Regions from separate parts of the Mus musculus genome. Here region 2 is linked to region 1. A link is a loop called in an ENCODE intact Hi-C map of the cell type or tissue named here. Cell type or tissue: heart. All regions are shown on one strand.

What was found. Hi-C counts contacts between places; a loop is a spot of excess contacts. Peaks named below come from ENCODE experiments on the same cell type or tissue, not always from the same donor. Only the 100,000 strongest peaks of a DNase experiment are listed, where the experiment ranks them.
Region 2: it touches region 1 in a loop (5-fold over the local background); 5 of 42 quality-filtered maps call a loop at or near these places.

The regions. Positions count from the first base shown.
Region 1 is chr5:129,994,902-130,002,901 of GRCm38, reverse strand. Gusb (glucuronidase, beta) reads left to right here. Exons shown (of 12, transcript NM_010368.2): 1 at 1-295; 2 at 1,960-2,145; 3 at 2,360-2,541; 4 at 2,833-2,975; 5 at 3,374-3,561; 6 at 4,349-4,492; 7 at 4,707-4,885; 8 at 4,976-5,122; 9 at 7,371-7,455. The coding sequence starts at 86. Among named protein-coding and RNA genes, the nearest start is that of Gusb, 4.1 kb to the left of the region's middle. In heart, a CTCF peak has its summit at 3,620 (motif pointing left); DNase peaks (open chromatin) are centred at 1, 1,411, 2,021, 3,591 and 1 weaker place; H3K4me3 peaks cover 1,271 bases; H3K27ac peaks cover 999 bases.
Region 2 is chr5:130,848,697-130,856,696 of GRCm38, reverse strand. It overlaps Gm40337 (a long non-coding RNA gene), which reads left to right and starts at 1,456. Exons shown (of 3, transcript XR_868569.1): 1 at 1,456-1,474; 2 at 1,615-1,757; 3 at 2,137-2,572. In heart, a CTCF peak has its summit at 3,123 (motif pointing right); a DNase peak (open chromatin) is centred at 3,126; H3K4me3 peaks cover 585 bases; H3K27ac peaks cover 947 bases.

The DNA of each region.
Region 1 (8,000 bases):
ATGTGACTCTTCCAGGTCCCGCCTCTGCCCTCCCAGAGAGGAGGCTAAAAAGCCCAGCCGCTGGTCGGTGGGCAGCCTGGCCAGTATGTCCCTAAAATGGAGTGCGTGTTGGGTCGCGCTGGGCCAGCTGCTGTGCAGCTGCGCGCTGGCTCTGAAGGGCGGGATGCTGTTCCCGAAGGAGAGCCCGTCGCGGGAGCTCAAGGCGCTGGACGGACTGTGGCACTTCCGCGCCGACCTCTCGAACAACCGGCTGCAGGGTTTCGAGCAGCAATGGTACCGGCAGCCGCTACGGGAGGTGCGCGCTCCCTGGGACCCGGGGTCTGGAAGCTTCCAGAAGTCAGGGGATGGGCGGAGGGATGCCTGTACCTGGAGATCCCCTTGTGCTCACCTAGAGGAGGTTAATATGGGTTTGCAGGCTGGGGAGGGGAGCGACCAGAGCAGGAAGTGGGACCTGGCATGCTGAGAACCGCATGGTTTCTGCTAGGCAGGCGCTGCCCCAGGCAATGGATTTTTTTGTTTTTGTTTTTTTAAAGCTTTTAATTTTACTTCATAGTGCTGGGACTTGAACCCAGGGCCCTGTGTGTGCTTGTCACTACTGAGCCTTTTGTTTATGTTTTGAGGCTGTGTCTCCTTCGATAACCTAGGCTGGCCTGGATGTCCGGGTGAATCTCTTGCTCCCACTTTAACTTTCCTGAGTGTTGTAGATGTTTGTGCACACGCCTCCTGCATCCCGGTGCACATACCTCCCATGCTCTTTCCCATCTTGTGAAAAGTAGAATCCTAGGAGATGCTACCCACTACAGAGATTTGGGGGCGGGGGTAGAGGAGGGGGGAGCAAATGTGACTTTGCACAGAGCTAGCAGAGGACCCTCATCCCTGCTCTCCTTTCCTACCTAGGTAGGGTTGGCGCAGAAGCAGGCTGAAGCAAACCTGTGTGCTCACAGTCTCCTCCTCTCTCAGATTCATTCATTCATCCTACCTCGTTTCCTATTGGGCTCTCTCCTCTTCCTCTCTTCTCTCTCTTTGTTTAAAATGTGTACCCATTATTTATGTGGGGTGGGGGGGCGCCACCCGTGTGCTACACAGTACATGTGGAGGTTGGAAGATAACTTGCTGGAGTCTGGTCTCACCTAGGTCACCAGGGATGTAACTAAGGTCATCAGGCTTAGTGGCTAGTGCCTTTAACCCACCAAGTCATCTCACCAGCTCTGTGTGTGTGTGTTTGAGACAGCGACTCACATTAACCTCCGACTCATAGCCATGTGGCTCCCTTAGCCTCCCAGGTTGCTAGAGTTACAAGTGATGAACCACCACACCTGGCTTAGACTCTCAGTTTTCAACTGCACTGCCCAGCATTCAGCAAAAGAGGAAGTAAGGAGAGGACATTGCCACCACAGGCCTTCTCTGTTTCCTTGGGGGCCCCTGTTCCCTGCTGTTGGCCTTCTTCCTTGTAGCAATGGTCACCTGCCTTTTATGTCAGGGTCTGGTCTTTCCTGTTTTAGACTGGCCTGTGGCTCTTTCCATGGAAATCTTGGCTCTGGTACTATCTGCCCTGAGAAAGAACTTGGTTTGAACAGTCTTTTTCCATCAACTGTCCTGCAGAGTTCACTTGTGGATGCAGCCAGTATTTTACAGAGTCTCTCCCCTGTGTCCCCTATGGTTCTCTAGGGTGCTGGGGGCGCAGTCGTGAAGAATAGACCCAATCCTTCTCTTTAGCCAGAGTCTCCTGTATCCTCAGGTCAGCCTCAGATATACTATGAAGCAGAGGATAGCCAGGGAATGACCCTGAACGTCCATCTTCCTGGCTGCACCTCTCATCTGCTAGGATTACTGGTGCGCTCCGCCATGATTGGCTTATACAATGCTGGAGTCGGAACACAGGATTTCATCGGTGGTAGGCCAGGGCTTTACCAGCTGAGCCACATCCCCAGCACGTGACTCCACTTCTTCTTTCCCTAGTCGGGCCCAGTCTTGGACATGCCTGTCCCTTCTAGCTTCAATGACATCACCCAAGAAGCAGCCCTTCGGGACTTTATTGGCTGGGTGTGGTATGAACGGGAAGCAATCCTGCCACGGCGATGGACCCAAGATACCGACATGAGAGTGGTGTTGAGGATCAACAGTGCCCATTATTATGCAGTTGTGGTCAGTATAGGGAGAGGTTGGCTGGGGGCAAGGCAGTCTGGGCTGTCCAGAAGGGCTCTGTGTCATGGGTCAGAGAAGGGTTGCTTTGTGGGCTCCATTAGAACACCATTCTTCCATCTGATGGCGGGGGCCCTCTTCTGGAAGGGGGTACCCAAGACAGACAGCAGAGCCCTGTGGCCATTTACCCTCTGCTCATCTCTCCTTGTGTCTGCAGTGGGTGAATGGGATTCATGTGGTGGAACATGAGGGAGGTCACCTCCCCTTTGAGGCTGACATTAGCAAGCTGGTCCAGAGTGGGCCCCTGACCACCTGCCGGATCACGATTGCCATCAACAACACACTGACCCCTCATACCCTTCCGCCGGGGACCATCGTCTACAAGACTGACACCTCCATGTGAGCAGCATCCTCCCCCCCCCCCCTCCTGCCCAGCAGACTTCCCCATAGGGAGAATGGTTCTAGCTCTGGATCTGATGAGACCGGCGTCGCATGCTAGGAGGGAAAGTGATTGCTGGAAGTTCTCAGGCCAGCTAGAAGGTAGAACCAGTGCCTGAGGTTGTCTTCTGATCTGCACATGTGCACTGTGGTGTACACACACACACACACACACACACACACACACACACACACAGAGGAGGCGGATTTAAAAAGCCACACAGATAATGGACCTTTGTTTTCCCACCCTAGGTATCCCAAGGGTTACTTTGTCCAGGACACAAGCTTTGACTTCTTCAACTATGCGGGACTGCATCGATCTGTGGTCCTCTATACCACCCCTACCACTTACATCGATGATATCACTGTGATCACTAATGTGGAGCAAGACATCGGTGAGGAATCCCGGCGGGAGGCTCTGTGCTAGGCTGGGTCCATTTTTATCTCAATTCCCAAGAGGAAAAAAAATCCCTAAGGAGAAAAAGGCTTCAAGCATCTTTTAGCCCTCCCCTGCCTCATTATCCTCAGAAGATAAGACTCAGACTGCCCAAGCTGACACCTTTCTGGTGGGTCTTCCTTTGCAAGGAAGTGAGGACCAATGACAGGTGGGGTCTTGTCTAAAGTGACATCACTCAAAACATTGGGTCACTTCCTTCCTCCTTGTAACTCCTAATCTCTGCACAGTAAGATTTAAAAAAAACTAAATAAATAAAAGGACAAGCAGTTGTTCGCTATTGTCTTGGGACCTAAGGGGACTTCTGGGACTGGTATGATATCTGTTTCTGTCCCACAGGGCTGGTGACCTACTGGATTTCTGTGCAGGGCAGTGAACATTTCCAGCTAGAAGTGCAACTTTTGGATGAGGGTGGCAAAGTCGTGGCCCATGGGACAGGGAACCAGGGTCAACTTCAGGTTCCCAGTGCCAACCTCTGGTGGCCTTACCTGATGCATGAGCATCCAGCCTACATGTACTCCTTGGAGGTAACGGTGATGTGGGACTGGGGCTAAGGAAGGTCCTTTGCTGCCACCTGGTGACAGCAGGCAACCAGGACAGGTGGCTAAATGGGTACTGTCTGAGATTTCCGGCTTTTTCAGTCACTTTGTGGGAGAGTCCAGCTGTGAATTGTGAAGGTCCTGAGATCATGTTCTGGTTAAAGACAGAGACTGTCATTTCTGCATCTCAAGTGCAGGCTTGTGGGATACGTAGGCACCAGGGGTGTTGGAGAATAAGATCAAACGAGCAGTCGCTGAGGTCAGCCGGGTCTCCCTAGTGAATTCCAAGACAGCCAGAGCTCCATAGTGAGACCCTGTCTCAAACAATCAGTGTGTCCCTCCAACCCCCACCTCCCAACAAAACAAATCCCAAAACCAGCCGAGCTGTGGTGGCACATACTTTTAATCCCAGAATTTGGGAGCCAAGGCAGGTGGATCTCTATAAGTTGGAGCCAGCCTTGTCTATGGAGTTCCAGAACATTTAGGGCTACACAGAGAAACCCTGTTTTGCAAACGAAACCAAACCAAACCAAAACATAACCAAAACCAAACAGCAGAGAGATGCCTGCCTGTAATTTTAGCACTTGGGAGGGACAGGCAGGAGAATCAGGAGTTCTAGGTCATCCTTAGCTACAAGTGAGGCCAGCCTGAGCTACATGAGCCTGTATTTAAAAAAAAAAAAAAAAAAAAACTCCAGTGGTGTGGGGTGAGGCCTTCCTGTTGGGTGACGCGCAGTCCACCTGGATGTTCTTGCCTGCCACATCGGCTCTCCTAGGTGAAGGTGACAACAACTGAGTCTGTGACTGACTACTACACCCTTCCTATCGGGATTCGAACAGTGGCTGTCACAAAGAGCAAGTTCCTCATAAACGGGAAGCCCTTCTATTTCCAAGGGGTCAATAAGCACGAGGATTCAGATGTGAGTAGGAGCTGTGGCATCAATGTGTGGCATGTTGGGAGTCATTGATATCTCCTTCCCCTACCTCTGTGCCCTGGGAAGATAGCATCGTGTGGTGCTGTTTGTGGTGAACCTACATAGGGTGGACGGGGTGAGTCCAGGGGCGGGGCTTTAGAAGAAAGTGCGAACTCTCCAGTCACAAGGGTAGAGGTCACGCAGCCCTGCTGTCTCCTAGATCCGAGGGAAAGGCTTCGACTGGCCGCTGCTGGTAAAGGATTTCAACCTGCTCCGTTGGCTCGGGGCAAATTCCTTTCGTACCAGCCACTATCCCTACTCAGAGGAGGTACTTCAGCTCTGTGACCGATACGGGATTGTGGTCATCGATGAGTGTCCCGGTGTGGGCATTGTGCTACCGTGAGTGCCCGCCCCCTCGCCGTCTACGATGCCCAGCGTCCCTACCTTGTCTTCGAGCCTTTGGTGACCTTTTCCTCTCTGCCTCCACAGTCAGAGTTTTGGCAACGAGTCACTTCGGCACCACCTAGAGGTGATGGAGGAGCTGGTTCGCCGGGACAAAAATCACCCTGCGGTTGTGATGTGGTCTGTGGCCAATGAGCCTTCCTCTGCTCTGAAACCCGCCGCATATTACTTTAAGTGAGTGCTCTTTCTTCCCTGGGCTTAGTTGGGCCTCTGGCCTTAGCACTTTGGCCTGGTTCAGCCTCTGTAGGCAGCCGGGACCATGGAAGTCAACCATAACCAGGTGGATAGGTGCTGTGATGTCAGTATCCCCTTCATCACTACTGGAGACCCAAATCAACCCACCAAAATTGTGGGTTTTCTACCCATTGACCCTCCTAATCATACTTGAGATGAAATCCCGAGTTTCCTTGGATTCACACAACTGTAGAGTTTTTGTTTGTTTGTTTTGTTTTGTTTTGTTCAAGACAGGGTTTCTCTGTGTAGCCCTGGCTGTCCTGGAACTAGCTCCATAGACCAGGCTGGCCTCGAACCCACAGAGATCCGCCTCCCTCTGCCTTCCTATGGCTCTGATGAAAGCCATGTGTTACGACCATCCGGCAGAACTTTGGATTTTCTGTAATTTTAGTAAATTTATTTTTGAGACAGGGGCTTGCTGGGTTTCCCTGGCTGGCCTCAAACTGGCACTGATCCCTTTGGTCCCAACTTCTGAGATTCTGGGATTACACGCATGATCTACCAAGTGGATTTTTTTTCTTTTTTGAGATTGATTTTTAATTTATTTCTGTGTGTGCCATGGCACACAGGTGGAGGTCAAAGGACAGCTTATGTCCTCTCCTTCTACCATGGAAGTCCCCAGGCTTGAACTCCGATCACTGGGCTTGGCACTAAGGGCTGGGTCACTTCTCCTGCTCCTCTATTTTTTTTCCAGACAAGATCTCAATCAAATAGCACAGGCTGGTCTCAAGTTTGCTAGGTAGCTAAGGCTGGCCTTGAATTCCTATTCCTCCTGTCTCTGCCTCCTACTCAGTGCTAGGATTGCAGTGTGCTCTCTCACACCTGACATTCATTCATTCATGCATTCATGCATTCATGCATGCATGCATTCATTCATTCATTCATTCATTCTAGATGGAAACACATGCTAAAACTATAGGAAACCACTTTGTGATTCTTTGATTGATTTAATTTATTTATTTAATGAATGTGAGTACACTGTAGCTTTCTTCAGACACACCCAAAGAGGGCACTGGACTCTGTTACAGATGGTCGTCAGCCATCACCTACTTGCTGGGAATTGAACTCAGAACCTTTAGGAAGAGCAGTCAGTGCTCTTAAGCGCTGAGCCATCTCTCCAGCCCCAGTGGGAACTAATGAGACAAAATGTTTTAAATGTATTTTCTGGTGCTGGGGATCCAGTTCAGGGCCTTGCCTGTGCATGCTAGGCCAGTGCTCTCCCATCGAGCTCCATCTTCAGCCACAGTCCTTCATCTGCCATGAGACTGTCACAGCCTTCTGGATGAATTATACTGCTTGTCACATAGAGGCAACCGAAGCTTCTTAATCGGCCGTTTTCAGCCTTCCTAACGCTGCGGCCCTTTAATACAGTTCCTCATGCTGTGGTGACCCCTCCCCCCGCCCCCCAACCATGAAAGTATTTTTTGGTGCTACATCGTACCTGGAATTTTGCTGTTACGAATCCTAACGTAAATATTTTTGGAGATAGAGGTTTGCCAAAGGAGTCTCCACCCGCAGGTTGAGAACTCCTTGTTCTCCATGCTGTAGCTGCATCCCGACTCCACGAAGTAGTATTTTGAGCTCCCAGACTTTTTGAGGAGGTGGTAAGGAAGATGCATTCATTCAGGGACATCAAGAATAAAGCCAGGACTGGGTAGGCTGGAGTACCCCAGAGTGGCTTTTGCTAATTTGGAGCTGTTTTGAGAGGGCGGGGCTCAGGTCTTATGTCCAAGGCAATACACAGCCTTCATATAAGAAGAGTAACGATCAAAAAGATGTAAAAGAAAAAAAATAGTCTCCAATAGTGATCTGTGCTTCGTAGGTCCCAGGAACCAAACTCTAGCCCTAGACTAGCCATTCTATTGGGTCCTCTCCTCTCCATTCCTCCTGGCTCAATTGTTAATTCAATTCAACACTAATGCCTTTCCTTCAAGAGGCTTCCCTGACTCTTAATTTAAATCATGCACCTCCACCCACAGCCTTACAGGGAGCCACACCCCCTCTTATTGCTGCCACCACCTCTGCCATTTTGGTTTGTATTCATCTCTGCTCTCATGGCTCCGGACAGCCACAGTGTTAGCAGTGAGCTACCACTGATGGGGAAGACGGGAAGGAAAGGGAAAGAGACAGGTGTCTAAGAGCCCTTCCCAGATTGACGACGAGCCTGTCTTCTGCCTTTCATGGACAGGACGCTGATCACCCACACCAAAGCCCTGGACCTCACCCGTCCCGTGACCTTTGTGAGCAACGCCAAATATGATGCAGACCTGGGGGTGAGCCTGGAGTGGGGGGGGGGTGGTCTCCACACTCCACGCCTCTGCTTGGTCTTTAGGCTTGTGCTTACTACCAGCTAAGCAGCAGTGGCCAGTCCAGCCGTTTCACGAGTGGGCTTCTGGGTTAAAGGGACTAACTTCCTGCTAACTCACACGGCGTAGGCAATGTGGCTTCTAACCCCAAGAAGGCTGGGCTGGATCCGGGACAATGTACTTGTTTAACCCTGACAAGAGAAAAGGCCTGGTAGTCAAGAGTACTTGTTGTTCTTACAGAGGGCCAGAGTACGGTTCCCAGTCCCCACATGATGGTGACTCAGCCATCTGTCCCGGGGGACCTGCCACCTCCTCATGCACATATAAAAGGGGAAACAGCCATTTATTAATTTTCTAAAATTAGTTTAAAATAATAGTTAAAATAGTTAACTAAATAGTTAACTAGTTAAAAAATAATAAGTTAAAATGACAAGAGCCAGCCAGGCGTGGTGGCACACGCCTTTAATTCCAGCACCCGGGAGGCAGAGACAGGCATATTTCTGAGTTCAAGG
Region 2 (8,000 bases), 850 kb before region 1:
CTTCTCTATCCAGCCAACAGTTATTGAGTATTGTGGCTGATTCCACATCTCGGTTATTGTGAATTGCAGGACAAACTCCTCTCTAAGGTAGATCATAGAGACAGTTCTAGAATATCTCAGAGAATTTGGTGTCCTGAGGAGGCCAGGGAACATTAAATAGCCAAGCTTGTACTTGGATCACAGGTGTGGAACCTTCATGACTGAGTTCACACATCTCACACACCCACACACCATACTGCACCATGTGACTGAGCTCTCTGGTTACTTTAAGAGTGGTTTTACAACGTGAGGCAGAATATATGCATATATATGCATACCTGTGTATATATGTGTATATACGTATATATACATGAATATACATGGCAGATGGCACTTGGCTCCTGTGAGAGAGCTGTAAAAAGAGAAAGACTCAAGGGGTGGGGACATCATCTTTGAAACTCCTCACAGAAGCTAGAGGGGCTGTGATCTAATGTGGCCCATGGATAACAGCAACTGCCTGGGATTCTGTAAAATAAAATAATATATATATATATATATATATATATATATATATACACACACAGATACAGACACAGACACACACACACACTTATACACACACACACACACATATTGGTTGGTTGATCTGTTTGTTTTTGAGACAAAGTCTCACCCTGTGGCCCAGACTAAAACTGGTGATCCTCCTGCCTCAGTCTTCTAAGTGCTGACTTTACAGAAGTGCACCATCATGTTCAGCTTTTCTTTTCTTCCTTCTTTTCTTCTGTCTCCTCTCTTCTCTTCCCCTTCTGTCTGTCTGTCTGTCTGTCTCTCTCTCTCTCTCTCTCTCTCTCTCTCCTTTCAGTCTGTGTGTGTGTCTGTCTGCCTGTCCACCTGTCTATGAGTAGCTGGAATGATGGATGTGTATCACAAAGCTGGTGTGTCTTGCCTCCAACATACCCTCTTGCCTTTTCACCTTAGCCAAGGGTTGAAGCAGCATGGGATGAATGGGATTAGCCCGAGAGAAATAAAGATTTTCTCTTCTCTTCTCCTCTCTTTCTCTTCTCTTCTCTTCTTTTCTCTTCTCTTCTCTTCTCCCCTCCCCTCCCCTCCCCTCTCCTCTTCTCTTCTTTTTTTCCTTTTTGAGACAAGGTCTCTCTGTGTAGGTCTGGCTGTCCTGGAACTCACTCTGTAGATCAGGCTGGCCTTGAACTCACAGATTCACCTGCCTCTGCCTCCTGAGTGCTGCACTACCACCTGGCTAAGAGAGACTTGTTTGTCAGTCTGTTAGACTATTGAGACAATGGACCCTCATCCCCTCAAGTTAGAATTTCCCCAGGTATCTCACACTGGAAGAAGGAAGAGGGACCAGCCGAAGGAGAATGTCTCCTGGAAAAAGATTTCTCAGTTCTACCTTGTCAGCTCACCTTACAGAATGAGACTAAAACCCAAGGTCACTGGAAGACAAGAAGACTACACTTTGGCCAGAACAACTTGGGTATGCATGTCCCGGCCCTTGACTGAAGCTTTGATCCTGCTTCAGAGGCCCAGAGATGGGTTTTGGAGTGTGTGGGGTGTGTCATCAGATTGACGTGTCCACATTGAAGAAATCCCTCCTTTCTGCTTTCTACCATTAAGTGTGGCTCTTTCAACCAGCTTACTGAGGTGGAGTTGCTGAACCTGGATTGGGACACAGGCTGTGATCCTTACGTTCAACATCAACCACTCAGTCCTGGCCACAAACACCACCTCATCATAGACTCCCCAGCTTCCAGAACCAGGTATCAGACATGTCTCTTTCCATCAGACATGTCCCTGTCTGTGACAGTGACAGAGCATGACAAGATTAGGACTAAGAGCAGTTCCTAATGACATCAAATATCCCTCAAACATCCCCAGACATCTCTCTCCCATCAGTCTTCGATGACTGAAGGTGCAATTACTAAGAATCTAGGAGGAAGGGCTGCCCACACCCATTAGAAAAGAACAACTGAGAAACTAAGTCTCAGGCAATGGCTGAGTCGGAGCTGGGTGGGCCACATGTGACTCAGGCAGACCTGACACATTCTGTTCTGTGTTTTCTGAGTGAGATCTGTGGGTGTGTCGTGGAGTGGGCGACTTCTGTTTGAGTCAGAAAAGCTCTCTCCTGATTTCCTCCAGGTCTGCGTCAGATCTCCTGGCGGGACCATTCCGCCTTAAAGGTACTCTAGGGTTTGCATGTGGGTGGGGGTGGGCAACACAAATGGAACAGGGTCCAATAAACAGGAAGTGATTGTGTTTCAAGGTTGGATTCAGAGCACCGCATGCATCTCTCTAGCTGGCTTCCTTGCAATTCCAGCACTGGGGACCACTGACTCCCTCCCCCAATATGTGACATTTCAATATTGGGCACAGGAGAACAGTGACTGAAGAGGACCAAAACTAGAGATTAAGATAGGCTAAGGCCAGGCTCTCAGGACAGAACAGGTAAAATCTGGCTCGCTATGCTCACAGAGGTTTGAGGAAAGAGCGGTACGTGAGCAGGTGCTGTGGAGGGGTCTCATTAGGTAGATGCATGACAATCATTGTCCCACTCCCAGGACCCTCACGGAGGAAAGGCAGAACAGAACCTAAAAAGTTGACCTTCACTCAAACACACACGTGTAATATTAAGTAAGCAAATAAATGAATAAATAAATAAATAAATAAAATGTGACTTTTTTTTCCACAAAAGAAAAAATACATAAGGCAGTGTGAAGGTCAGGATGTGTCAGAGATGAAGGCTCTGTAATTAGTAAACTCTGACACCAGAAGGCAAGTCACATTCACTTACAGTGCTCCAGTCTAGGTTAACCAAAGATTATCCACTCTCTGCTTTGGGCTGAAAACTGGTTAAAGACAAGCGCGCCCCGCCCACTCCCCCGCACCCCCCACCCGAAAATCTGATTGGCTTTCAGTGTTGTGTCTTTACTTAATAAGTGCATTAGATAAAAGCTCTGCTAATGAAATGCAACAGGAAGCAGTGAGATCCTGGAATCAGTCCCGGAGACCATGATTTTTGAAGTCTCTCAAGCATTTCCAGCTGTGAACTTGGCTACAAGCAGCCCCCTGACTCAGAACAGGTGGATAGATTCCGCAATGACAGCTCTCTGCCACCAGAGGGCTCTCGGCACGCGGCGTAAGAATCCATGGGAGCTACCGGCAGGGGGCGCTCGCTGCCCGCAGCAAGTTTCACAAGCAGGCCAGAAAGACTAGTTGTGTAACCCTCAGACACTTTCTAACTTTATGTTTCATCTGAAGAAAAAGAAAAAAATCTGGTTTCAGGACCATGTTTTTCTGAGTCCTAGGAGAGAGAGCTTTGGATGAAGGTCACTTTGGAAGTAAAGGGAATGAAAGGAAGAAAAGAAAAGGGAAGTGAACAGGAAGTGGGAATTCACGCCAGTCACCCCCAGTTACCCCAGGTACGCTAAATCTCGAGACTGGTGATTCTAAGTTAAAGGCTAGCTGCAACAACTAATGTCCCCCGAGTATGGGGCTGAGGATGTGGCTCAGCCATAACGGGCTTGCCTAATATGACCAAAAGGCCCTGAGTTCATTCAATTCTCTACTTCCACCAAATAAAACAGAAACCCGATAAAAGGAGACAGAAGATGTATCCACCAAAAATCCAACCCTGGGCTAGGAGTGGTGGTGTTCACCTGTCATCAGGGTACTTGGGAGCTTGAGGCAGAGGACATGGTGAGTTCAAGGCCAGCCTGGGATACATAGAAAGATCCTGTTTCAAACAATAACATTCTAATCCTGGCATCACGAAAATGCAATGGTGAATCTAGACGTTTCTCTTTAATGCTAGCTGTTGTGGCATTTCTGTGTGCTGTCCCCATCCTGAGAGCCCCACCCCCCTTGTTTTTTGTTTTTGTGTTTTCTCAGCGCCTCCTCCCTCAGTGCTGCACAACTGGAGCACCCAGATTCAGTCGATGGGAGAAGAGCCCCCTTTGCAGTCTGTCCTGCCATAGCATCCCTGGCCTCAGTTTCCACATCTAAAAATTAAATTAAATAAAAAATGAAATCTACTGATTTCTAATGTCGTTTTTACCCTCCTGCCATTTCAAAGAGTCAGGGTTCTAACCTTCCCCCAGTTATCAGCAGTGCCAGGGGAATTTTAAAATATTATGGCCTCGACACTCCCCCGCCCCCTCCCTGCAGGACGATGGTAATTGGTCTGCAGCGGAAGGGATCCTGCAAAGATTTTTTAAAAGCTCCCTGGGTGACTCTAATGTGCTGCTGAGTTCAGAACCTCTGGCATCTAATTCCCCTGCTGGGAACTCTGCAGACTGGCGAGTCCCCGTCCAAAGCATCTCCCGCAGGAAAACCAGGCTGAGCGGGAAAACAGGAGCAGAGTCTTTGGAGGCCTGGGAGTTGGGGGGGTGGGGGGTGTCTCATGAAACTTGTAAGCTTGGTAGGACTTTCTGACGCCCAGGCAGGACAATGTGACAGTGCTTCTCTCAGAGTGGGAAGAGAAACTGCCTTTCTCTCTTCGCCCGAGCTCCTCCCTTCTGCTTCCTGTCTTGTTTCCCCTTCCCTCCCCACCCCCCACCCCCACCCCCCGCCCTAACCTTCACACACCAACTGGGTCCCAGCTTCAGGTGTTTGCAATGGCTTTCTGGATTCGCTGGGTATATAGGCTTTCCGTCTTTCTTTCCCCACCCCGAAACCATTTTTGGCTAATGTATATTAGTTGTGTAGTGGGGAGCATTGTATGGCTTCAGACATTTCTTTTTAAACCCGGTTTATTCATGCTCTATGGCACAGGTATGGAGGTCTGAGAACAGCTTGCAGAAGTTGATTCTGTCTTTCCATCCTGTGGCTCCCAGGGTTCAAAATCAGGTTGTCCAAACAAGCCATTCTGCCCACAAAACCATCTTGTCAGCCTTTGCTTTATTTCTGAGACAGGGACTCACATAGCCCAGACTGGCCTCAAACTTGCTATGTAGTAGGCACTGGCCTTGAACCTCTGATCCTCCTGCTATACCGGCTAAGTGCTAGAGTTGCAGGAGAACACCTCCGGGCTTGCTCTGTGTGTGCTGGGGATGGAACCCAGGGTTTCTGCCGGCACTCTGCCTCATGAGCTGGAACCTACAACATTTACACTGAGACGTGGCTATAAATTGATCCCTGAGCCCATGTATGTGACCATCTTGTCATGAGGACACTTAAAAAAATCTTCCAGGCTCTGTCAGAACACTGCTGAGGGTCCCACACTCCTGAAAGGAAGTAAGGGCCCAGTGTGGCCAATTGACTCAACTGGAGGCATTTTTTTTGTCTTTTGTTATTCTGTTTTCTAGGGGTTGTTTTTTCTTTTTGTTTTGTTATTGTTGTTGTTTTTTTTTTTTTTTTTGCTTGTTTGTTTGTTTGTTTGTTTTTTCGAGACAGGGTTTCTCTGTGTAGTCCTGGCTGTCCTGGAACTCACTCTGTAGACCAGACTGTCCTTGAACTCAGAAATTCGCCTGCCTCTGCCTCCCAAGTGCTGGGATCAAAGGCGTGCGCCACCACCGCCAGGCTGGGATTGTTTTTTCTTAGTGAAGTGTGTGTGTGTGTGTGTGTGTGTGTTGTATAAACATCTGGGGAAGCAAATCAAAGCATCTTTAATTCAGAGAGTCAAGTGAGGAAAGTCCCCTCCAATCATAATTTATTTGACTTTCCACATCCCAGACAAGATCGAGTATGCTTTGTGTGGGCTAAGCCGAAACTCCTCTTGCCAATCTGTTGAAAAGGGACAGCTGACCTTGGAGTGTGTGGAAGTCAAAACAACCAACTTGCAGACATTGCTGAGGTCAAGGCTGCAAGATCGTCCAGAAATCACAGAGGTATCAGGGAGAAGGCCAAGGCACATGAGAGAAACTTCCTTTCGCTGTCCCTAGGCCCTGGGACTCACCTAGGACAATCCAGGTTGGCAATGAGTCTGCTCAACAACTGAATGAAGCTTACAGTTGTGTGTGTGCTGGGACACAGGACAGTGTGAAGGGGCTGTTGCCATGCTGTGTAGGCGTGGGAAGGGTTCAGAGGACTCAGACGATGGATACGAGGGCCATTAACAGGGAGTTGGGCTTTGTCTTGTCCGGGTCCTGTCCTTAGAGGTTGCTGAGACAGGTCCTTCCTATGTAGGTTAGAGGAGCTTAGAGTTCACTAAGAGCCTTAGTTGGTCCAAGCCCTCAGTCCTCCAGCCTCCCTCTGCAAATCATATACCTGCCCCTTGGGGTGAAGGGGTGATACCATGGCTGTGATCAGGGTTGTTAGGCCAGACAGCCCTAACGAGCCAGGCTTAGCCACTTACCGGGCCTCTTAAACAGACAAATAAGAATGAAATGCAGAAAAAAAGACATTTTCCAACATGGCCACACTGGGAAAAGGGACAGAGAGGCCCAGTGGCCTACCAAGTTCAAGGCCCTGACATGAAGTTTAGGTTTAAAAAGAAGGCAAGAGGCCTGAGGGGATAGCTTAATGGGGAAGTGAGTTGGCTACACAAGCATGGCCCTGAATTTGGATCCCTAGCACCCACTTAAAAAAGCTCGGCATGCTCATACCAGTGTCCATTGCTTATGAGGTTGTGGGGACAGACACAGGAGATGCTCTGGGGTTGCTAGTTACCAGTTTAGTTCTGGGTTCAGTGAAAGATGCTGTCCCAAGGGAGTGGTAAAACAGGACACTACTGTTCTCTGGCTTCCAAATATATGTACGGGCATGCCTGCACACACACACACACACACACACAGACACACACAGACATACTCAAAGTATGCATAGTTAAGCAGTCCTTAGTCAGCGGTGGTCCTGCCCATCACTGGCCCATCTTTGTTTCAGTTCCAATCTCTCCGGCAAGGTGGTCTGACAATTTTCAGAACTCTGTGGAATGTCTTCCTGGACACAAGCTCCCCCTTTGGCAGGCTTCCAGCATCAGCCTTTTCCTTCTCCAGCCTGAGAGTCCCAGGGAAATGGCAATGCCTTGGGGTCCATTGTTTTAATGGTCTGATAACCAGGGGGGTGGGGGGCACACATCTCTTTAGAACAGTTCCTGTCTTGCTTAGAGGCGTACACAGCTCCAGCCTCTGTCTGTCTGGATACACCTTGGTTAGTCCATGCACAGAGAGAGTGAATGCGGACAGCCTTAGAGTCCTTCCCCAAGGTCTCCTGGAACAAGCCCTGCTCACCCTTGGGGATGGCTTTGCTCTGATCTGCACGATCCAGCCTCCCATGGCTTCCAGATACCTTTGTGTGAACTGTTCAGGTGTCAGTAACAATCTATAGTAAGCATCTACAGAAGCCTGCAAGGGGGCGGGGAGGAGAGAAGATGCGGACAGTACAGAGCAGAGTCTAAGCATGAACTGCTGAGGCGGAGGATAGGACTTGGTTAGGAAAGTGCTCACCCAGCATCCGAGAAGCCCTGACTCCCAGCCCAGCACTGCATACACCAGGCCGGCGGCACACACTTATCATCAGGGCTGTGGGTGGGGAGCGGAGGGGTGGTTAGCAGGAGGATCACAAGTTATAGAGAATCCTTCAGGCTCCATAGAGAATTTGAGAACTACATGAGACCTTGCTCAAAACAAACAAGTCAGCATAACATTGGGAAGCATGACATGTGCTTATTAAGTCCAGGACTGGGGAGATGGGGGCAAGAGGAAATCCTTGGCTACATAGCAAGTTCAAGGCTAGCTATCCTTGGCTACACAAGGCCATATCTCCATAAGTAAAATAAATGAAATAAATAGACTCAAACTTTTCTGATTGGTCGTATTTCCCTGTAGTCGCTGCTCCCTGCCTTCCCTTTGCTTCCAGGTCTGCCATGATGTGATTCTTTCCATGTGCTATGGCTGCCATGATGCTCCACACAAACACATAGGGCCAGGCAAACAGAGATTGGCCCTTCTGAAACTACAAGTCAAAATGAAACTCCTCCCCCTTCCCTCCTGAAGTTGTCTCTGTCAGGTGTTTTTGGTCACACGGAGGCAAAAGTCACCAACACAAGGTCCTTCCCTCAGGCTCTT